3 separate regions of the Homo sapiens genome follow, and regions 1 and 2 are each linked to region 3. Evidence: chromatin loops called from intact Hi-C (ENCODE). Cell type or tissue: endothelial cell of umbilical vein. All regions are shown on one strand.

The links. Hi-C counts contacts between places; a loop is a spot of excess contacts. Peaks named below come from ENCODE experiments on the same cell type or tissue, not always from the same donor. Only the 100,000 strongest peaks of a DNase experiment are listed, where the experiment ranks them.
Region 1: it touches region 3 in a loop (5-fold over the local background); 2 of 110 quality-filtered maps call a loop at or near these places.
Region 2: it touches region 3 in a loop (2.7-fold over the local background); 3 of 110 quality-filtered maps call a loop at or near these places.

What each region holds. Positions count from the first base shown.
Region 1 is chr18:471,377-479,376 of GRCh38, forward strand. All of the region lies in intron 2 of COLEC12 (collectin subfamily member 12), which reads right to left. Among named protein-coding and RNA genes, the nearest start is that of COLEC12, 25 kb to the right of the region's middle. In endothelial cell of umbilical vein, a CTCF peak has its summit at 6,381 (motif pointing left); a DNase peak (open chromatin) is centred at 3,975; H3K27ac peaks cover 993 bases.
Region 2 is chr18:593,899-601,898 of GRCh38, forward strand. It overlaps CLUL1 (clusterin like 1), which reads left to right and starts at 3,090. Exons shown (of 10, transcript NM_001393344.1): 1 at 3,090-3,231. RefSeq lists silencers at 2,839-2,968, 3,029-3,148 and an enhancer at 3,571-4,070. In endothelial cell of umbilical vein, a CTCF peak has its summit at 3,221 (motif pointing right); no DNase peak of the experiment used is centred here; H3K27me3 peaks cover 3,318 bases.
Region 3 is chr18:521,038-529,037 of GRCh38, forward strand. No RefSeq gene overlaps it. Among named protein-coding and RNA genes, the nearest start is that of LINC01925, 9.7 kb to the left of the region's middle. In endothelial cell of umbilical vein, no CTCF peak of the experiment used is centred here; DNase peaks (open chromatin) are centred at 3,624, 4,214, 5,914 and 6,174; H3K27ac peaks cover 2,735 bases.

The DNA of each region.
Region 1 (8,000 bases), 50 kb before region 3:
AAAATCTGCTTAAGACTATAGAGAATACTGAGCCAGAAAACAAAATGACTTTTGTTCATTCATTCACTTCTCTATTATGCTGATGTCTTGTTTTTGATGTCTTCTCTTTTTATAAACTGTCAAAAACTAGAACAGCACCTTGTAGCTTCATTTATAGCAAAGTTACAATTAGGAAGTAAACTTGTAATTATTTTATGAATAAATCGAATTTTTAAAGTTTATATAAAATAATTTTAAAAGTGAAACAAATTATAAATAATAGTATATCAGATTATATAAATAATAATATAAATTGTTGCTTTTTAATAATTTTGTATAACTTAGTATTACATTTGAAATATAATGATATTACATTATATATTATAGATATTATTGTTACAAGTAATAATAGTGGCTAAAGTGCTTAATTCCTCACCAACCATTCCTCCCCAAGTAATTAGTCCAAGCCAACCAGAGACAGCCCATTCCCTTTGTACATAACTAATTTCGAAAAGGACTTGTGACTCAACGTTGGTCAATGAGATGACAGGGAAAGTAGACAGAAGGCCCCTGGGAAAGCTGCTTTGCCTCTAAAAAAAAGGCACTGAAACAAAGCCTGGACACACTGTAGCCACCTTGTGCCCATTTGTGCTACTTTTCATAATACATACATTACATCCATCTTGTATGGATTATGTACGTATTCTAGGTGCAAGGCACTACTCTGAGTATTAACTCATTTAGTTCTCACAAGAACCCTACAGGCAGACAATACAGTTATCCCTGTATTCTAGAGGAGGACGCTCAGGCACAGAGAGGCTAAGTCGCCCAAGGCTACTCACTCGTAACTGGCAAAGCTGGAAACTGAACCCAGGCAGTCTGGCTCCAGCATACATTCTCTTAGCCACGATGACAGGTCAGCTCTCCATGGAAGCTGCTCCAACCCCTCAGTATGCTACCTTCCTTAAAAGTATTATTCTTTACTGATGGCCACCAACCCTTTCCACTTTTTAAAATGTCCTTCAAGAAAATAGACTCCTGGTCAGGCGTGGTGCCTCACATCTGCAATCTCAGCACTTTAGGAGGCTGGGGCCACGATGGTCATTTGAGGCCAGGAGTTTGAAACCAGCTTAGGAAACATAATGAGACCCCCATCTCTACAGAAAAAAATTTTTTTAAAAATTGGCCTAGAGTGGTAGCATGTGCTTGTGGTCCCAGCTACTTGGGAGGCTGAGGTGAGAGAATCGCCTAAGCCCAGAAGTCAAGGCTGCAGTGATGGCACCACTGCACTCCAGCCTGGGTGACAGAGTGAGGCCCTGTGACAAAAAAAAAAAAAAAAAAAAAAAAAGAAGAAGAAGAAGGAAAACAACAGAAGAAAAGAAAATAGACTCCTTTGGAATTCCCTGAACAAATTACTAGGCTGCTGCAGGGCACAGAATATAGGAGGGAGGGCAGTAAGATTTTGAGGGAGGGAGGGAATAAGGTGAGAAGGATCAGAGAGAATGAGGACTGCTGGGCTTCACAAGGGGAGACCTGGAGCACCTGGGAGAGAGGAAAGAGCAGAGTGGGAGGGGTGGGAGCAGTCAGCAGTTTAATAATAGCCACAATTTAGTGCAGACCTACTGTATACCTGGCCCCCATATATATTATGGTTTTATAATATCAATATATAGAATATCAATAATAAAATATCAATCCTCCAAAGAATACACACTATATACTTGTCATACCCATTTCACAGATACACAAAATGAGGCTTAGCTAGTAAAAGACAAAACCAGTATGTGAATCAGGACTGTCTCACTCGAAAGACTTGCTTCCTGGGCACCACCTCCCCCGCAAGCCCACAGTGTAGACTGAACACAAAGGGCCCCAGGGAGAACGTGAGAGAGAAAAAGAATCACTCCAGTTCACAACTTTGCAGAGGATCGTAGTTTTTTCTCAAAATCCATGGCCCAAGGACAGCTTTCCTCTTCCCAAGGGGCCTCCAAATGAACAGCTCAAATCTCTTTTTTTTATTTTTTTGAAACGGAGTTTCGCTCTGTTGCCCAGGCTGGAGTTCAGTGGCGTGATCTCGGCTCACTGCAACCTCCGCCTCCCAGGTTCAAGTGATTCTCCTGCCTCAGCCTCCCCGAGAAGCTGGGATTACAGGCGCGTGCCACAGCGCTCAGCTAATTTTGTATTTTTAGTAGAGACAGGGTTTCTCCACATTGGTCAGGCTAATCTCGAACCCCTGACCTCAGGTGATCCACCCGCCTCGGCCTCCCAAAGTGCTGGGATTACAGGCGTAAGCCACAGCGCCCGGCCTCAACTCATATCTTTTAAGAAACGTTTCAGAGTCTGTCTGTCTTAAGTTGCTTGCAGTTGCTACCAAAAGGGAAACTCTTTCCCACTCTACCCCTCAACAACAAACACTGGAAACAACCTAAATGTCTTCATGCTGTCTTAACCAAAACAGAGCTGAGTAGATTTTTTTTTTCTTTAACTTTTCCAAAAATAAAAACAAACCACATTCAGTTTCAACCCAATTGTTGGAAAAACAAATTATCCCACCCTTCTCCTTCCCACAGCCCTACCAGGATTCATAAGTGAATGAAAACCAGAGAGAGTGGGGAGGAGGAGTTATACTTTAAATGGTGGAAAATTCAGGGCTCCAGTGTTCAATATGACACATATTATGAAATTGTGAAATATAAGACCATATCAACAGCTGCTGATTTAGTGCAGGATCATTTATGATGACTTGCTTTTCCATTAAAAATTTTGGGATGCTGGAGTATGGCCGTGTCTGTGAGCTTCCCAGTCACAAGTAGAGCAGAAAGAACACTGAGGCCTGAAATCAGGCTTAACTCCAACATTGGCCATGCTACCAACCTTGGGAGCTTTGGCTCTCACCTGTAAACCACATATAATTCCCACCTCAAAGGGTTTCTGGGGGAATTCAATGAACTAATGGGTGGGAAATCACCTGGCACATAATAGATATCCACGAAGGAGCGTTTAATGGTTTCTTTCACACGACTTTCTCTTCACATGGTTTAAAACAGATCATAATCACATGGAATGTGGTGTTGAATCTTTTTTTTACTGATGGGCAGGAAAGACAAGGCAAGGAGGGTCTGACCTAACCAGTGAGAAGTCCTCTTGGCAGGAAGAAGGGAAACCTAGGTGCATGGTGTTGCCAAAGGAGCCTGTGGTTATCATGTATGGTGATAAAGATTATGAAATCTCCTCAGTTTATATAAAAAGCAGTGACAGCCAAGGAACTCCCTTTCTCGGCGTTTAGGAGCTCCACCTGCCTGCCTGGAAGCAGAGGATACAGGGGCCAGATAAAGAGCTACTCTGTGACTCCCCTTCCAGCTCTGTCAGCCTGAGAATCTCTTTTGCACTGAGTTCCTCACATGCCATTTTGACACCGAATTCTTATTAAATCAGAGGCCAGGGGTGGTGGCTACGCCTGTAATCCCTGCAGTTTTGGAGGCCAAGGCAGGCGGATCACCCAAGGTCAGGAGTTCAAGACCAGCCTGGCCAACAGGATAAAACCCCGTCTCTACTAAAAATACAAAAAAGTTAGCTGGGCTCGGTGGCGGCGCCTGTAGTCCCAGCTACTCAGGAGGCTGAGGCAGGAGAATCACTTGAACCCGGGAGGCGGAGGTTGCAGTGAGCCGAGATCGCGCCACTGCACTCCAGCCTGGGCGACAAGAGCTAAACTCCGTCTCAAAAATAAATAAATAAATAAATTCAGAAATACCAACTCAATTAGGATTTGTAAAACCACATAAATGAAACTCTCCCCTTAACTTGATGCAAATGGTTTTGGACATTTCAAAGAAACCCCACCAGGAGCACCGAGTTCCACTGTTCCCTTGCCCTTCACCTTCCTCCCAGTGTCAGTCCTGTGCCTCACTTAGAAATGTTTGGAAAAGGTGCCTCTGGAAGGACAGCCTCTCACTGTGCTTACTCAGTCGTTCCCCACAGGAAATGATGGAAATTCCTGGCATTCCCATCAGGGAATGGGTCAGCTTTCTGCAGGGCTGCGGTGAGAGGGATGCCTGGAGCCCTCCTTGTTGTCGGAGATAGATGGCTTCAAATCAACACCTTGTCCAAATTAGAAGATGAAGCCAGGCTTCCAGGAAGAGTCCCAGCAGAGGGGAGACAGGCAGCCTGCCCCGTAAAAGCCCAGCAACAAGAAGTAGAGGCATCCAAGTGTTTATCTTGAGCAGCTTCCCAAAGAGAGTTTGGCATCCTCTTGGTAAACTCTTCCAATCTCTTGGCATTAAAAGCAGACACTCGCCATGTGCCTCAGAAAGAACCTTCCTTTCTGGCTATACGGTTAAGCATATCCGTGCTGTGATTTTTCAGAAGCCTCAGTAGTCCTCTATGCTTTTAGACATTAGTTTCTCTAAACCTCTTGGCAAGAAACAGCTCAATAATTTAACTGGAGCCATGAATTTAAAGTTCCATGTGTTTATCTCTTTGGAGGCTGGGTTTGGAAGGAGGGAACGGTGATGGCAAGGCATGAGGCAGGGGCACTGAGAGGCAGGGCTGGGTTCCCTTCAACACAGATTTCTCAGGCTGCTTCGACATGCTCGGCACCGTGTGGGCCAAACTGTTAAAAATATACTTGCTAATCTGCAACTATTTTTTGAGGAAAGAAAGGGGAAAGTTAAAGCCTGGCTTGTTTGAAGCTATAGCTATAGAGAGACCTGTGAAGTTGTGGATAAACAAAACTATTCAAGGACATGCTTCAAAGAACACACTTACTGATCTCAGAGGAAAAGACATCTGATACCCCGTTTTGGACTGTAACCCCTAAATAATTTTTCAGCAATCCCCTTAGAACTCTCCCACTTAGTTTTTACCAAAAAAAGAAACTTGAATCTACTCCATAGAGAATGCTTCCTTTTACTTTCTTGTTACTGTTTCACAGTTTGCCATTATTCAGATCTTTTACTCTCATAGCTATTAATAATTCCTATGCCTGAGCCCCAAAGAAGCAATTCTGTCAAAGCTTTGTTTGTCAAATACAAACAACAAATGTTCCCAGCTGCCCACAGTTGCTCACTGGAAACCCTTAACTCCACCCGTGATTTTCACAGGCTGAACCATGTATCTCTTGCTTCTCCATCATCCTAACTTTGGACGTCTATTATCATACCGGATCAGATTCCAAAAATAACAGAAGAGAACCCATTGCGACCAATCAATGAAACAAAGTCAGTCTAGCGCCCCCGCCCCAGTGCAGAAAGGGAGAATGCAGGCTCCAGAGGGAGGGCCCAGGCCATGCAGGTGGTGCTGCCTCTCTTTCCCTTTCTGCTAAGCATAATAATAAAGGATTCTAGAGCCACGTGTGATGCTTTTAATGAAACAGGTAACTGGGAAATAAATAGACAAATATCACTTTCGTGGTAGTACATATCATATCTATGGAAAATAAAAATATACTGGTGCCTCATGTCCCAGAAAATGAACTCTGCCAAATTGTAACTATAGTTACGTCCCAATTAGCTCTGCATACTGAGGCCAAGAAACGCTGACCCTCAAAGCCTGATTAAAGCTTGAAAATGCTCACTTAATTAACCCTTCAAAGTCTCCCCTCATTGACGCTTTTGTCAGAGGAGCAAAGAAGTGACAAAACCATCAGACCAAACTCCATCTCCTCTTTAGACACCTGCCCAGAACTTTGGGAACGGGGCTGAACAAGCTTGGTATATGGAAAGACTGAAGAAAAACAGAAGACCTGGTTGAGACTAAAATGCAATAATGAATCCCTGAGTAAACAAGGGGTGACTGCACCAAATACAATACCATGCTAGATCACTGCAGAAGATCGTGCATTTTGCTCTTTACTGTAATAGTATGCTAAATTTGAAAAAGCACAATATTATTATGTAAACAGCCTTGACTTTATGTAGCAAACACCTCTGAATAATAACTCTCTATATGAATAACTTCAGAAACAGGCCCACCCAGTAGTGATTTGCTAAAACAATGGCTCCTTTGCCCTGTGAATAACTGACCTCGGGCTCTTCTGTAGTCTAAATTCGGGTTGTGTTTATCATACTTGCATAAGCAATATATACCTAAAATTAAACAATAAGTAAACCCTCTATGTCACCCAGTCTATTTTTGCAACTATAAAAGGCTACAATGTTACCGTCTTTAGAAGAAAATCACACCTTTACATTTCTTCAGGAGTAAGTTTTCAGGTCTGTCACACTTTGATATTCTGCAGTGGCTGTACCAAAACATTGAGAGAGTGCTAACAGCCCCAAATCTCGGGAGAGTGATAATACAGTCCTGTGTTTTTATAGTGTTGTAACTTCAAAGCACTTGTCCATCCATCTGACATCTCTCTTAACCTCACCAAAGCCCTGTGAGGTAGACTCACCTACGTTGGCAGGTGTCCCCCTGCTGGTTGGGCAGAGGCAGCATCTGACACCCACTGAGTTTAAGTAGCTGGTTTCAAGACACAGGAGTGATTAGGGGCAGGACCTAGAGGGTTGACATGTCTCTGGACACCTTCCACTTACCACCTTACTATCAACCTGCTGCATGGAAGGGACTTGGTCTTCCTTCAATGGTTAAAGTTTAACCATGCCTGAAGAAATGGGTTCTTGGGTCCTGCTGGATTCAACTGGCCACTTCTTAGGAACTGAAAACTCATTTACCTTCTAAAGAATCAGAGTCCTAGCCCTATAACCATGATGAGGCCTCCCCAGTGGAACCAGATTGGGTGTCCAGTCCACTTTAGGGTTCCAGAGCTGCAGGGTCCCCCTCCACAACACAGAAGTTGAAAGGTCAGCTCCACTTCACTTCACTGCTGAGCCCTTCCCCAAAACGACATTATCCTGAGAGTTAGAAGATCCAGAATCTTCTAACCCCAGCTCCAACTAACTTGCTTCAGCAAGGACTTAATCTATCTGGGCCTCAGCTCCCTTATAGGTGAAAACAAAGGGAGAGTTAAATCATCTAAGTTGGGTGCAGTGGCTCACGCCTGTAATCTCAGCATTTTGGGAGGCTGAGGCTAGAGGATTGCTTAAGCCCAGGAGTTCAAGACCAGCTGGGGCAAGATAGTAAGACATTGTCTCTACAAAAAATTTAAAAATTAGCTGGACATAGTGGCACATACCCGTAGGCCCAGCTACTTGAGAGGCTGAGGCAGGAGGATTGCTTGAGCCCAGGAATTCAAGGTTACAGTGAGCTACGATTGCACCACTGCACTCTAGCCTGAATGACAGAGCAAGACTCTGTCTCAAAACTAAAATAATAAAATAAAACACAAAAAACACCTCAAAGACTCTTCCATCTGCAAAGATCTACTCTGGTCCTATGCTGGATATCCATCGCCTTGCCTAGAGGCTGAATCCAAGAATTCTCAGCATCAGGAATGTCTCTTTCATAGACTATTCCAAGGTTTCCCATTTTAATTTCGTCCTTCTCTTCTATTTGTACCGCTTGGCATCACTCTCTTCCAGCCTCTGTTTGTGCTCTCTAATATTTGTAAGTGGTTACCATGTCTCCTGTGAGTCATCCGTTGCAACTCCCACGCATAAATGTACTTTTTTGTGTGTTTTTCACCAAATCCCCAACCCATCCAACTGGTAATATGGCTGAGAAATTTATAAAAAATTTTCTCTCAAGGTCACCCTTTCTAAAGAGACTTTCTCTCTTGGTTCTTCATATTTCTACTGATTGCCAAAACATGTAGGCATCTCCACATTTATTTTGCCTTATTTTGACAAGTTTGGTTTTCCTCTTGATTCCTATCTTTCTGTGTTTTTTTGTTTGTTTTCCTTTATAATTCTTGGTTTCATCTTCACTCCTACTGCTGCCTTCAGTGCGTCCCCCCCGGGAAAGAACACAGGACCATGGTCTCATCGCAGAAACATGGAATCGTGTAGATGGGGAACAGGAGCACGGAGGAGGGGCGACGGGGCTGCACGCGGGCCGCTCTGCCAGGGAACCAACGCAGGAGAGATGAGCTTGGTGCCACTGCATTCCTATTTTAAAGTCATATG
Region 2 (8,000 bases), 73 kb after region 3:
TTCACCATGTTGTTTCTTCCCTCTTTATGCCCCATAGTTCCTTCTTCTATTGTTTTCGTTTAGAGAACTTCCTAGCCATTCTATTGGGGTAGATCTCCTAGTGACAAATTCTCTTAGCTTTCTTTTCTCTGTGAATGTCTTTATTTCCCTCTTTGTTCCTGGAGGACATTCTCACTGGATATAGGATTCTTGGCTATTGGGTCTTTTCTTTTGGCACTTTTGTAAGTGTGCAGCCTGCTGTCAAAATAAAAATTAAAATAAAATAAAAATGAATGTTTTCCTTTGCTACGTTCATGAAAGTATAATTCACTGAATGAGGAGGGACACCCATCTCTATAATCTGGAGGCCCATGCTCACCTCTGAATAGTACATTTGCAGAGAAATTGGGGAAATCAAAGTCTGTTGAGACCAGCAAGATAAATAAGGCAAAAGGATACAAAACCATATCCAAAGAGAAATGGTTTAAAGGAACTAAGGCTGTTTCTCCTAAAAAGAAAATAGTTGGAGACATGTGACCTCCAAAGAAACAGGACTTTTTCTATGGGGCTCCAAGGGGTTTCTATGAGAGAATGATAAAGGAGAGATTTCAGCTTAGTCTCAGGAAGACTTTTCAACAACCAAACCTGCCCAAAGATGGACTGCCCTGCCTAAGGATTGTGTTCTGACATTAAGGGTATGGAGGTATGGGTTAGATGAATATTTTACCAAAATGCCATAGATATTTCAGGCTATTGATGTTGTAATATCATACTAGGCAACTCCACTTCAATATGAGTCTCTATGATGTAAAATGAAATAGGATGTGTTTCGATAGAGAGTTGCAGATTTCATTTTGATGTTAGCGACCACACAAAATTACTTTCCCTACATAAGAACATGTTATTACTCTAGTTGATGATGACTGCTTATGGGAAATGTGTCTGCTTTGTTAGGAATCTTGCCTAATATATGTATAATTCAAGATGGTATTATAAAGTGACATATATGATTTTAACATTTGCACTTAAAATAACACTTATTCTGTACCATGCACTGTCTAGGAGCTTCTACATATTCCATTATTATCTTTATTTTACAAGACAGGGAACTAAGGCATGGAGAGATTGAGTAATTTGTGCAATATTACCTACCTAGTAAGTGGTAAAGGAAAGATTGGAACCCATTCTGGCTCCAGGATCCAGGCTCAAAGCCAATATACTATCCACCACCCCAACTCTTTAGTTTGATCAATTTGTCAAATTATTTTACAGTTATTTATCTGTAAATTAAGGGGATAATTGCCCAGTCAATAAATGTGTCCCCTTCAAAGGTTACATACTTAACCAATGGTGCTACTGGGCTCAGAACATTTTTGGAACTACGATTTTGGTGGCAACCAAAAAACCTCCAGTACATTCCTCTGAACATTCTCCAGAGGCAAGTCTTTCTCCATGGAGACTGGGCTTCATTTTTTGAATTAGCCTGAAGTTGTTTGAGGTCAAATCTGATGAAAAGAGCGGCTGGGGAAGCTGGATATTTTCGTTCGTGATTTAAAACAGTAAATGCCACCTAAATGAGAAGGCTACTTTCTTTGAATGTTTTGTAAACTGGCTTTGAAGGTACTTCTTTAAAAAAGAAGCACAAGAAAGACGGTGACTGGCAACAGCCTCACTGGAATACGTCTCTAATCATCAAGGCAACCCACACTCATTTGGATGTGTGCATCTGGTGATGTTATTATTTTTAAAGTTATGTGCCACAAAGATGCATTCTTTGCTATACAAAAGAGCTGTTGTTAAATTTATAAAGATATAAAAAGGGGAAAGGGGAAGGCACCAAATGGAAGATTCTTAGGCATTAAGTGCTCAGACAGCATAGATCTTCATTAGATGACGTCAGGGAGAAGAGACACAGACTTTGCCATCTCAGGTAGAAGTATCAAAGTCATCAGCCTCCTAGTAAGACAGACCTGGGTTTGAAGCTCTGCACAGCCATTTCCTAGCTGGTCTGGGGAAAAATTACTTCTTGAAGCCTCAGTGTCTTTATTTGTAAAGTAAGTGGAATTATATTACCTTGTCAGGATGTTGTCAGAATTAGAAATAATTTAAAGAGGTCCAGCACGAGCAGGTCAATCAAGGGAAGATGTTAAAAATAACAACAGGTGAAATGTACTCCCAAAAGATAAAGTGGATACATAGATGAATCTTCCTCACACACAGAGTATAATAACCTCAGAAAAATATTGCCTAGAGTAAACATGCCTCCCAAGCCAACGTTCATCATCCAGGAATACGGAGAGGATGTTTGGGATATGGGGGGCATGAAATTTTACAATTGTAGGGCCCTTTAACAAGGGTAGACTTGCAAGTTGCACTGCCTTTCCTGCCCTCTCTGGCTACCTGTTCCAGCATCCAGAGTTTGTGAACCTGGGGCCCAAGGACAGCACCTGGCATGGGCAGGCCCACTTGGCGACTCTCTCAGGGCTGCTGCAGCTGTGTCAGTGTCCCCACAGGGAGGCTGACATCCAGCCATGACCATCGCATTAAGCCCAGCAGTCGGGCAGGGGAGCAACTGCTCAGAGGCACCTTTGACCCACTACTTTTTTCCCCTCCTGCTTTATCTGCCCAGAGCGAGGCTCTCTTTCTAATGTGTACAAGGCGTTCTACCTATGACTCGTGGTCCTGCCATAGAAATGCTTTTTTTTTTTTAACTGAATTAAGTTGCCAAGTTTGAAAAATCAGGAATTTCACATAAGCATCCCTATTTCTGTCTTCTTTTGAAAAACTGAATGTTCTTTCCACAGTGAGCCCACATTCCTTCCTGACGACCATCACCGTTCAGCTGGAGTAGAGAGGGCTCTGCTCGCTTCAGATCCGGACGCGCAGGTCCTCTGCAGGCCCCGCCCACCCGGCGTCACCTGCAGGTCCCGCCCACCCGGCGTCTGCAGGCCCCGCCCACCCGGCGTCACCTGCAGGCCCCGCCCACCCGGCGTCTGCAGGCCCCGCCCACCCGGCGTCACCTGCAGGCCCCGCCCACCCGGCGTCTGCAGGCCCCGCCCACCCGGCGTCACCTGCAGGCCCCGCCCACCCGGCGTCTGCAGGCCCCGCCCACCCTGCGTCACCTGCAGGCCCGGGCCGCGGGGTTGGTTTCCACCCTGGAGGTTGCTGACACCCTGTGCCCTCGGCTGACTTCCAGCCGGTGGCACAGACGCCTCCAGGGGGCAGCACTCAAGCGCATCTTAGGAATGACAGGTGAGAACATCCTCCGGGCCCCAGATTTCTCTCCTCGCCGCTCTTGCCCATTTCTCCGGAGAGCCAGAGAAAGCCGCTCCCAAGTCCAAGGCCGAGCTCCGCAGACGCCCGGCCCCTCCGGCGCGGACAGAACAAAGCCACTGTTCTTGCCGGGGAAGGTAGAAATACTGTGGGCTGCTTCAGAGGCTGCCAGCAAAACTCAGGCAATCTCCTGGGCTGTTCCAATACGTTTATTCTCTTTTTCAAAACAGGAGGAGGAGGTAGAGGCGGGGAGACACACCATCCCTGCAAAACTACTGGCAAAAACTAAGCGGAGCCGGGTGTGGTGGCTCACGCCTGTAATCTCAACACTTTGGGAGGCCGAGGGGGGCCGATCACTTGAGGTCAGGAGTTGGAGGCCAGCCTGGCCGGCATGGTGAAACACAAAAATTAGTCGATTGTGGTGGTGCATGCTTGTAATCCCATCTACTTGGGAGGCTGAGGCAGGAGAATCGCTTGAACCCGGGAGGCGGAGGTTGCAGTGAGCCGAGATTGCGCCACTGCACTCCAGCCTGGACAACACAGTGAGATTCTGTCTCAAAATAAATAAATAAATAAACCCAAGCAGAAAAAGAATCACTCTGAAAACGATCACATCTAACTATCAATGCTCATACAGTTTATGGAATTATCAGCCCAACTTGATAAAATCAGTATTTGAGGAAACTGTGGATAAGCCCCCTGATTTCAATCCCCATTGTGCCAGGTCCTGGTTAACTGAGGTTAACGAAGTAAAGAGCTGCAGACACTATTAACTGCTACCTTAAACCGATTACTCTAGCTTAGCCTACTTTCCACGTACAGATTTTACCAGTGGACAACATGATGCTTTATCTTGTTTTTCTCTCCCTGGGACTTTTCTCCAGACATTGAAAACAGAAATACTAATAAGGCCACTTTTACCTGCCTGATGCAAGAACAGAATTTTCAAACTCAACATTAATGCAACTCCTCAGTCCCTGACAATGGCGGGTGGAAAAGTTTCTAAAAATATGCAGCAGCACAATTATCGGGAAGAGATGAGATACTGTTACCTAATAAAAATGCCATAAATAGAGAATGATGAACTACCATGGGAAATGAATGCATAGAAGAGGACATGCTGGAATGTGGGACAGTAAAAATCACTTAAACTTTGCGTGACCTTGAAGAAAGTCACGATGATCTGTTTTTCCAGGTCCCTCAAACAGTGAGATGTGGCTGTTTCCCAAGTCTTCCTCTCCAGTGTAAAGGGTCTGAATTTAGACGCTTTGTGAGTCTTCCTTCTTTCGACAGCCTGGAGTCTCTCTTGAGTCTCAAGGCTGCCTGAGTTCCTCTCTAACATCCTCTAGGCAGTATCAGCTAATGAGACAATGAATTCCATGGAGGCAGCAGTGGGAACAGAAGTACCTCTCTTGGATAATTTACAACACTGGTGAGCAGAGGGTCAGATCACCCTGGGGTTTGTGTCACAACCAAAAAAGTGGCTGTGGCACTGAGTTCTTGGATGGTTTTCTACAGCTGGTCCAGATTTTCCATGGGCTCACCTTTAAATTAAAAGAATTTCTGCACTTTGAAGAATTTGAAAACAAAGCCATGTGTGAGAATATGAGATCCACTCATATGCCCTTGCAAGAAATAGGTTGCATTCCTTTTTCCGGACTTAAAAAAAAAGCACCCCCTCTTTCTTTTTTTCAGAAGGCATATATGTAAATGATTCCAAATTAATCTTTAGCATGTGCCTATGTTGTTCTGATTTACTAAACTTTAAAAATATGTCCATTGTTGTCTGTTAACAGCTTTTGGCAACTTTTTCAGAGATTGAAATATGTGAGCAAATTAGAGAAATGAGTACAATTATTAGCTAGTACCATTCAACAAGCGCTAAAGATACAAATACCTCTACAATACATAAAAGGAATGATTATAGTAGATTTTATAATGCCATATAAGGTTTCTTATTTAACTTCATTCTTAATTCTCAAAATAAAATGAAATTACATAGAAGCAAAGTAATATAGTTACCAGAATAGTATTTTTACATGTCTTTAAGTGTATGTTGTTGTTGTTGTTTTTAAGGTAATTATGTGATGTTGTGGAAAGAACAGAGACCTGGGTTAGATAAAATTCCGGTTGTCTACCAGATTGTGATAGTGAGCAAATTACTTAACCTCTATGATCCTTATCTTATTTATCTATGAAACAGGATTGGTAATACTCATATCATAAGGTTGAAAGGATTAAATGAGGCACTATGGAAAATTTCTAACATGGTGGTGCCTGGGACAGTAGAAGATGCTTAATAAAGATAGCTTTCATTATTATTATTAGCTTTTTCAGGTGATGGTGATTGTAAATGTTTAGGTAATTTTTTAAACTTTAGAAATAATTGATTTTCAAATGATTAAGACTGCTTATTTTAATCATTTATTTTTATCACCAGATTTATTTTTATTACCCAAAATGTCAACGACTGTCATAAAGATAAAAATTAATAATAATTGGCCAGGTGCGGTGGTTCACGCCTGTAATCCCAGCACTTTGGGAAGCTGAGGTGGGTAGATCACAAGGTCAGGAGATTGAGACCATCCTGGCTAACGCGGTGAAACCCCATCTCTACTAAAAATACAAAAAATTAGCTGGGTGTGTTGGCGGGCGCCTGTAGTCCCAGCTACTCATAGTCCCAGCTACTCAGGAGGCTGAGGCAGGAGAATGGTGTGAACCCGGGAGGCGGAGCTTGCAGTGAGCCGAGATCGCGCCACTGCACTCCAGTCTGGGCTACAGAGCCAGACTTCATCTCAAAAAAAAAAAAAAATTAATAATAATTTAAACCCGAAGTATGAACTGAATTATTTCCCTTAGTAGCACATCACATAGGCTGATGATAGTTTTGGTGACTGGTTTATCTATTCTTCCTAAAAGCAAACTGTTGTTAGATGGATGATCACTTGCATGTTGTGACTGAACTCAGCAGTTGGGTTTTATTTTTTATTTTTTATTTGCTTCAGTAGCATTAGCCTTTCCTACCAAGATTCGAACAATCCATTTGCCTTTTTTTCCCTAAAATCTCTCATACATTGTAAATACTACATATTGGCTAAATATTTCCTGGACAGACATGAAGGACACATAAATCAGTCTCTGTATGATGTTTCTCACTGTAATGGAGTTTATCTGGCTCAAGACCAGGACATTTATTGCATATCAGGTTTCTACAGTTCAGGCAAAAGTTTGAGGATAAGGACTTACTGCAAAAAGTCTTCTATTGTTCTCAACCATTTTCTCGCTTAGCACATGCAGAGATTTGAAATGGTCCGTGGTACAGTAGTTGTGTCTGTATATTTCTCTTGTAGAATATTAGAACAAGGGATTTGCAGTTTACAGAGAAGAAGGCTTGGCGAGGTGTTTGGAAATACACTCAGAAACCTGAGGAAATTTGTGGAAAGAGAGGCTTATTATTTCTAGAAATATGCTAGAGTACGTTTTGATTGTGCACCTGAGGAATTAATAGATTAAGTAGTTTTATAAGGACTGGGGTTAATAGAATACTGGCAGTGAAGTTTGTCTTAGGACTTCTTAATTGGATAATCAGTGAAGTCACCAGATCCCAGTTAGAGACAGTTCCAAGTTTTACAAAACGCAAGATAACTGTCCAAGAGCTGTAATGGCTTAATCATCTTTGAATAATACCTCTCACTGAAGCTATATCATAAGAAATAAAAATCTACATTTTAAAAAATTGGCTGTAATCATAGGGTGACTAACTGTCCCTGTTTACCCAGGACTCAGGGTTTCCCAGGCTGAGGGACAATGGGTACTAAAACCAGGACAGTCCCAGGCAAACTGGGACGGTTGATCACCCTACCCAATGGCCTCATCTGTCTCATTAAAATATCTGGATTACTTCGTGCCTCAAAAATATCCTCGGCTTACCTGACTCTAGACAGTCAAGAAGCTTTTATTAATTGTCTAATGTATGCCACTTTCTGGAGGTGATATTGTTCAACTGATAGATGAGCATCACTGATTGAAATATTTTGTGGTTTTCATGCTTTGTATCTTGTGCTGATAGCCCCACATGGATATTTCTGTTTCCAAGTTTGTGTCACTTCTGGAGATATTAGCCTGAACTCAGCAAAATAGGATGATCAAAATGAACCTTTCCAGTGAATTCTGTCCTTCTTGTGCTGTTGTCATCTGACTTAGATATACTGGCCGGGCGCGGTGGCTCACACCTGTAATCCCAGTACTTTGGGAGGCTGAGGTGGTTGGATCCCTTGGGATCAGGAGTTTGAGACCAGCCTGGCCAATATGGTGAATGAAGCCCTGTCTCTACTAAAAATACAAAAATTAGTTGTGCGTGGTGAAGTGTGCCTGTAATCCCAGGTACTCAGGAGGTTGAGGCAGGAGAACTGCTTGAACCAGGGAGTCGGAGGTTGCAGTGAGCCCAGATCACACCACTGCACTCCAGCCTGGCAACAGAGTGAGACTCCATCTCAAAAAAAAAAAAAATTAGCTGGATGTGGTGGCACATGCCTGTAATCCCAGCTACCTGGAAGGCTGAGGCAGGAGAATCGCTTGAACCCAGGAGACGGAGGTTGCAGTGGGACGAGATCGTGCCACTGCACTCCAGCCTGGGTGTCACAGCGAGACTCCATCTCAAAAAATAAAAATAATAAAAAATAAATAAATACATAAATAAATGAACACATAAATTAGATATACCAAGAAAAGTATAAAAAAGTCTTGTG
Region 3 (8,000 bases):
TCCAATTGACTGATCCCTCATCCTTCATTTGCTTTTTTGTTTTATTTACTTATTATTTATTTATTTTTTGAGACAGGGTCTTGCTCTGTTGCCCAGGCTGGAGTGCAGTTGTGCCATCACAGATCACTGCAGCCTCAACCTCCCAGGCTCAGGTAATCCTCGTACCTGAGGCTCCCTGGCAGCTTGGACTACAGGCGCTCACCACCATGCCTGGCTTTTTTTTTTTTTTTTTTTTTGCATTTTTTGTAGAGACAGGGTTTCACCATGCTGCCTAGGCTGGTCTTGAATTCCTGGGCTCAAGCTATCTGCCCGCTTCAGCCTCCCAAAGTGGTGGGATTACAGGAATGAGCCACTGTGCCTGGCCTGAAGAATCTGATTTTACACCTCGATGATAGAATATATCACACTACACGGCATGTGTCTGCATACCTTTCTTTTCCCAACTAGGTTGTAACCTATCTTTTTATATCCTTTTCTTTTTCTTTTTGTTTGTTTGTTTGTTTATTTTTTTTTTTTTTTTGAGACAGAGTCTCACTTTGTCGCCCTGGCTGGAGAGCAGTGGCGCAATCTCAGCTCACTGCAAGGCTCTGCCTCCTGGGTTCAAGCGATTCTCCTGCCTCAGCCTCCCGAGTAGCTGGGACTACAGGCGCCCACCACCACACCCAGCTAATTGTTTGTATTCTTAGTGGAGATGGGGTTTCACTGTGTTAGCCAGGATGGTCTCAATCTCCTGACCTCGTGATCCACCCGCCTCGGCCTCTCAAAGTGCTGGGATTACAGGCGTGAGCCACCATGCCCGGCCTTATTTTTCAATATCTAACACCAAATCTCACATACAGCATGACCCAGTGAACGCTTGTTGTATTGTTAGGTTGAATGAAACACAGGTAAATCTTTCCCACTAGGTCTTCTGTTGTTTTTGTTTGTTTGTTTGTTTGTTTGTTTGTTTTTGTTTTTGTTTTTGGAGACAGAGTCTCGCTCTGTTGCTCAGGCTGGAGTGTAGTGACGCAGTCTTGGCTCACTGCAACCTCCACCTTCCAGGTTCAAGCCATTCTCCTGCCTCAGCATCCCAAGTAGCTGAGACTACCAGTGCATGCCACCATGCCTGGGTAATTTTTGTAGTTTTAGTGGAGACGGGGTTTCACCATGTTGGCCAGGTTGGTCTCGAACTCCTGACCTCAAGTGATCTGCCCACCTCAGCCTCCCAAAATGCTAGGATTACAGGGGTGAGCCACCGTGCCTGGCCTCCACTAGGTCTTCTGTCTTCTCTTGGGTAAATTAAGGAGTTAGACTGGATGACCTGTAAGAGTTCTTCCAGGCTCCTCCTGCCATTGTTATGCTTTGAATGTATAGTTTAACTGTAACTCATGTAAAAATTATTATTTATAGATAACATCAGTAAATCTTTGATGTTTCAGGCCTCAAAATATGATGGCAGTAAAATTGATGGTTGCTTTAATAAATGTTTCCAGTTTATCCTGGTTTGGGGGCTTTTTCTTTGTTGTTGTTGTTGTTTTTTTCGGCTAAAGATAAAACACAGATGAAGACCATCAGGTAAAAGGTATGTTACTGCAAGTTTATATTGTACGTAATTACTTTAGACATTTTAATGTAGTATTTATATTTTTGTTTAAAGTACTTGATTATGGTTTTATTCCAATGGGAGTCTTTCATTTGCAGTTGTTTGGACTTTGTGGTATTCTTGTTTTAAGGATTTAAAAATCCATTCAATGGAGATCTTAGCTAATGTAGTACAACTGAAATAGTTTGGAAATCGGAAAATTCCTTTCAATCTCTTTGCCTGGTTTGGCTACCCCACAGTTTTCAGGTTCCAGTTGGAGATTTCAAGCACCTGTAAATGACATGAAATCTAAGCAAACTGAAAGTGTGGTTCAGGTCACTCACCGCCCAAGAAAATCTGCCGTTCATTCATTTCACTCATTTGACATATATTCATGCAACCCCTACCAGGTACCAAGCACTGGGAACACAATTGTGACAAGACAGTGGTGGTTCCCACCCTCAAGGATCTTAGTGTTTACCGGGGAGAAAAAACAATTAAACAATCAAGAAAAGGCCGGGGGCAGTGACTCACGCCTGTAATCCTAGCACTTTGGGAGTCCGAGGCGGGTGGATCACTTGAGGTCAGGAGTTCGAGACTAGCCTGGGCAACATGGTGAAACCCCGTCTCTACTAAAATACAAAAAATTAGCCAGGCATGGTGGTGGGCACCTGTAATCCCAGCTATTCCGGAGGCTGGGGCAGAAGAATGGCTTGAACCCCGGAGGTGGACGTTGCAGTGGGATGAGATTGTGCCACTGTAACCCAGCCTGGGCCACAGAGTGAGACTCTGTCTGGAAAAAAAAAATCCAGAAAAATACCATGTGTAAATGCTAGTAAGTTAAGAAGCTTCTGAGTGCAAGAAACAGAACACCCAATTCCAACTGGGTTAACAACAAAGGAAATTTACATATACCTGTGAAGTTCACACGTAGGATGGCTTCAGGAAGATTTGTTCCAGGCAGCTCAAAGCATGTGACAAGATCAAGCACTTTTTTCTCTTTATTTCTCAGCTCTGGTTCCATGACAAGCTCTTTTGTCATCACATTTGTCTATAATCCCAAGATGGCTGCAGCAACTCCTAAAGCTATGTGATTCACATATAGCAAGGAATAAGGAATCTGCCTCCCATTCCCGGCATCCTGACTAAAGTCTCAAGATGAATTCTGATTGGGTCAGCCTAGGGCATATCCCTACCCCAACCAATCACTGTGCACAATGGGAGGAAATATGTCGATGGGCTTAGCCTATATCATGTGTTTCACCCTTAGGGCCAGGGGTGGAGATTGTGTAACCAGATTGAAATAGAAAGGTGTTAGGAAAGGGGCGGGAGATGGGGGATGGGCTAGAACCCCACTAACGTTTACTACAAGTGCTGTGATAGAAGAAAAAGAAAAAGAAAGAAGAAAAAGAGTGCTTTGAGAGCAAGTAGTACTTTGGAAAATAGGATAGTGTAGCACTTAGGAGTAAGAGCTCTGAAGTCATACCACCTGTGTGTGAATGCCAGTTCTGCCAACTTACCTTCTGGCCCTGTACTCTGCCTCTTCAACTATGAAATAGAGATAATGATAGCAAGTTACTCCTCAGGTTAGTTTCAGGATTAAATGAGATAATGCATGTAAAGAGACTAAGACAATGCATAGGACTCTTAGCAGTTTTTATGTATTAGAAAAGGCTTCCAGGAGGAAGTGGCATTGACATGAAATCCCGAAGAATGAGGAAAAGTCATCTAAGGAAAAAAGAGGATTGGATTTTATGAGAAGCGAGGCTGGCCTCTCAATGTTTGGCCGTAAATGGAACTTGTACCACCTCAGAAGGAAGTATTTTTCGTCTCACTTTCTAAATGAAATGTGTAATGATTTTACCAGACATATAATTTCTATAATGACCAGTGAGAACTAGCTTCTAAGAAGGGCAGCAATGTGAAACTGGAGCTCAAGGAAAGAAAAAGTGGAAATAAAAATCAGTTTGTGCAGATTATTTTTGGAATTTGGCTTTCTTTTTTACAGGTCTGTGTATGTGAGCAAGCTCTTTGGATTTTGAGGGCATCTATCCAGCTATGTTTGGTAGATTTATAGCAAGAGACTTTTTTTTTTTAAAGGGGAAGAGGGAGCTTCCCAGTTAATTATTCATAGGTCATTGAAGCTAGTGAGAGGTTGGCCCCAAAGACACATAAGACCCAGTGAGGGCTGGGTGCAGTGGCTCACATATGTAATCACAGCACTTTGGAAGGCTGAGGCAGGAGAATTGCTTGAGCCCAAGAGTTTGAGACCACCCTGGGCAACATAGCAAGCCCTTATCTCTACAAAAAACAAGCAAACAAACAAACAAAAAACTAGTCAGGTATGGTGGCATATGCCTGTAATCCCAGCTCCTTGGGAGGCTGAGGTGGGAGGATCACTTGAGCCCAGGAGTTCAAGGCTGCAGTGAGCTGTGATCACACTACTGCACTCAGCTGTGATTGCACCACTGCACTCCTGCCTGGGTGACAGAGCAAGACCCTGTTTCTTAAAACAAAACAAAACGAACAAAACAAAACAAAAAACAACTGGTGTCCCCGCGTGTAGAGTCTATGATTTATGAGTCGTGAGTCAGAGTAGTGTGAACAACTACAAAGTGAGTCCATGGAAAGGAAATGAGCCATCTTCCAGGGAAAGCAAACCCCAACCCACTTATAATGGAGGTCAGGGAGGACAAACTGGCCTTAACCAAACCCCTTTCCTTCTCATGCTCAGATCCAATCTATACTGTGTCTATGGTTACCACCAGCAAGCTATAGAGGGCAGCCAGCACTCATTCAGTAAGCCTTTATACAGCCCCTTCTGTGGCTGAGGCCCTTCTCTGGGTACTTTGGAAAATAAAAAAATGTATCAAACACACACCCTTCCAGGTTCTCACCCTCTGGGAGTAGTAAGGATCGCTAGCTAACATTGACTGATCATGTCCCATGAGCAAACACTCCACTGACTGCCCTGTGAACATGGTTGTTACTATGATCGTCCCCATTTTACAGATAAGGAAACTCAAGCTCTGAGAAGTTAAGTAACTTGCTCCAAGCACCACAAGTGATCAGGGACAGAACCAGGATTCAAACTCATGGCTATCTGACCTCAGACAGTTTGCTTTTAACCCTGCCTGTGCTTTCTGAGTTGCAGAGACTCATTGTGGGGTTTGTGGGAAGTAGGTACAGCATGTCTATGGACAGCTGTGCTCTAGTTTCTTTGCTGGGCAGGGAAAATTATGAGAAAGTGTGAACTGCAATTGGCTGGTGTGGATTGCCAAAATGAATTGTTTTGACCATTTTCTGTCTGTTAGTCACAAAGATAGTTGAGATCTCATTTGATTCTTCATGGTGAATATTCATTTTCTTTCAAAAGAGTAATATTGAATATTGTAGTGCTCATTAGACATACTTTATTGATCCTCATATATATGCACAGAGTTTTTTCTTTTCTTTTTTTTTTTGAGACAGAGTCTCGCTCTGTCACCCAGGCTGGAGTGCAGTGGTGCGATCTCAGCTGACTGCAAACTCCGCCTCCCGGGTTCACGCCATTCTCCTGCCGCAGCCTCCCGAGTAGCTGGGACTACAGGCGCCCACCACCATGCCTGGCTAATTTTTTTGTATTTTTAGTAGAGACGGAGTTTCACCTTGTTAGCCAGGATGGTCTCGATCTCCTGACCTCGTGATCCGCCCGCCTCGGCCTCCCAAAGTGCTGGGACTACAGGCGTGAGCCACCGTGCCCGGCCTGCACAGAGTTTTTTCTAATCATAAAATTTAAATTCTGGTTGCTTTTATCTTGAGCCTTAAATACAATTTTAGTTCTATGATAGCTACTGCATTAGTCTGTTCTCGCATCACTATAAAGGACTACCTGAGACTGGGTAATTTATCAAGAAAAGAGGTTTAATTGATGCACAGTTCTGGAAGCTGTATAGGAAGCAGGGCTGGGGACGACTCAGGAAACTTACAATCATGACAAAAGGCAACGGGGAAGCGGGCGCGTCTTACGTGGCCAGAGAAGGACGGAGAGAGAGCAAGAAGGGAGGTGCTATACACTTTCAAACAACCACATCTCGGGAGAATTCACTCACTATCATGAGAACAAGGGGAAAATCCACCCCCATGAGCCAATCACCTCCCTCCAGGCCCCCTCCTCCAGCACTGGGGATTACAGTTCGACATGAGATTTGGGTGGGGACACAAATCTAAACCATATCAGCTACAAAACTATAAGCTTAATAGAGGAGTGAGGCACAGTGACTTACACTGTAGGCTACTTAGGCTGCAGTGAGTTATGATCATAGCACTGCACTCCAGCCTGGGCCACAGAGTAAGACTCTGTCTCTTAAAAAAAAAAAAAAAAGGAGAGTCACGTAAGTTTCACCAATTAAATGTGCATTATTCCCCACTGTAACTCATATTTTACAAGTAAGAATTTTCAAAGATCCTCTGTGTGTATACCTGTGTATGTGTTTGTGTGTGTGTGTGTGAGAGAGAGAGAGAGAGAGAAGAAAATGGTTGTCTCATTGAAATATTAGTAAGTTTGAAAATTTTTCTGATTTTTTTTTTTAGGGCATAAAAACAGTCATTTCTCCTCCTTCCTTTCCTGATTCATGTTTTTATATATAGTAAACTTACCGTTGCTAAAAAAACATTTGAAACCTTTATACTGCCACTTTAACAGTATTTCAACAGAGCCATAATCTTCCTGATAAAGTAAAATTACACTGGTTCTTAAGAAAACATACCAAGCAAGGACTATCTCAAGAATGTGTAAGTGTTCTTAATCTTATTTCCTGACCTCTTTAAAGAACAGATATTCATTTAGTTGAAATTCCCTTTGGCAACTGTTAATGCAGTTTCTGGATCTTCCAAGAGAGTAACCTGAGTTTTTTGTTGTTGTTCATAGCATATAGAGGTGGTTCTCAATTTTTTGTGTTTGCTGAACACTGCTGAATATAGATTTGGGGGTGGCACATTTGAAGTGATTAAAGTACAAGTACCTCACTATTCTGCTGCCTGGCTGTCAACAAAGTTGTTATTTGAATAAGTCTATCGACATGTTATTCCATCACACTGTGGATGCTCAGCTGGAGACCCTAGCTGTGGATCCTCTGGTGTAGGGGTGCAGAGAATAGGCTTTGCAGTCATGCACGTGAATTTGAATTCCTGCTATGCCATTTGTTTAGCTGAGTGACATTGAACAATTTGCTTAAACTCTCTGAATTTCACATTCATCAAAGAATCAGGGCAATAATACCTCCCTTATAGAACTGTTGTGATGATTAAATGAAATGATTTATGGAAGGTACTTAAAACACAGTGATCTCTCAATAAATGCCTGCTATTGTCAAGTATCAGTCTTTCAGATGTTTTTTAAAGGGCCTCATCTTTGTGATCAGTTCAACTGCCTGTGTCTACACTACTGACTTATTCAATGATCTCTCCACTAAAGCCTTCTATTGTTGTCTAACAGTGCACTCTAATAATCTGCAGTCCCAAATTAGTTATGGTTATTGATAGTGTTGGCCTCTTGAGGGGTATGAGTCCCATGAATATCTAGACCGATGAGGTTGTTCTTTACTACCCTCCCTTACCTCTTAGACAGGGGTTACTGATACAGGAGCTAGAAAGAAATTATTTAGGCAGATAGTAAGGGCAACAGAGCCCTCTGCGGAATTTCCCTTTTTTAAAAAAAGCAGCTGCTGGATCATTTATTTTCTAACAAAGAGTAGCCTGAAAAATCGAACTGCAGACATAGATAAGCAAGCTGGAAGCTTGCATGGGTAAATGCCAGCAGCTGTGCCAATAAAAAAGGGCTACCTGAGGGCCAGGTATATTCAACATGGAGGCTCCATCCTCCCTTTTCTTTGTCACCACGTGTATAGTAAAGAACCAGGTAACATAGCATCTACCAAGTAGAGAACTCATCTGCATAATAAGAGATTAGGGGTCCTGGTGCAGTGGCTCATGCTTGTAATCCCAGCACTTTGGGAGGCTGAGGCTGGTGGATCACCTGAGGTCGGGAGTTCAAGACCAGGCTGACCAACATGGAGAAACCCCGTCTCTGCTAAAAATACAAAATTAGCCGGGGTGGTGGTGCATGCCTGTAATCCCAGCTACTTGGGAGGCTGAGGCAGGAGAATTGCTTGAACCCTGAAGGCGGAGGTTGCAGTGAGCAGAGATCACGCCATTGCACTCCAGCCTGGGCAAAAAGAGCGAAACTCAGTCTCAAATAAATAAATAAATAAATAAATAAATAAATAATAAGAGATTAGGGTGGGACGCCCAGCTTCTTCACGTGCTGTGCAAATGGCACACCTGGTCCAACCAATCTTTTGTGCCCTATGTAAATCAGACACCGCCTCCTCAAGCTCATTTATAAAACCTGCATTTCACTGCAGAAGTGGCAATCCATTTTCTCCAGGGCCCCTCTCTG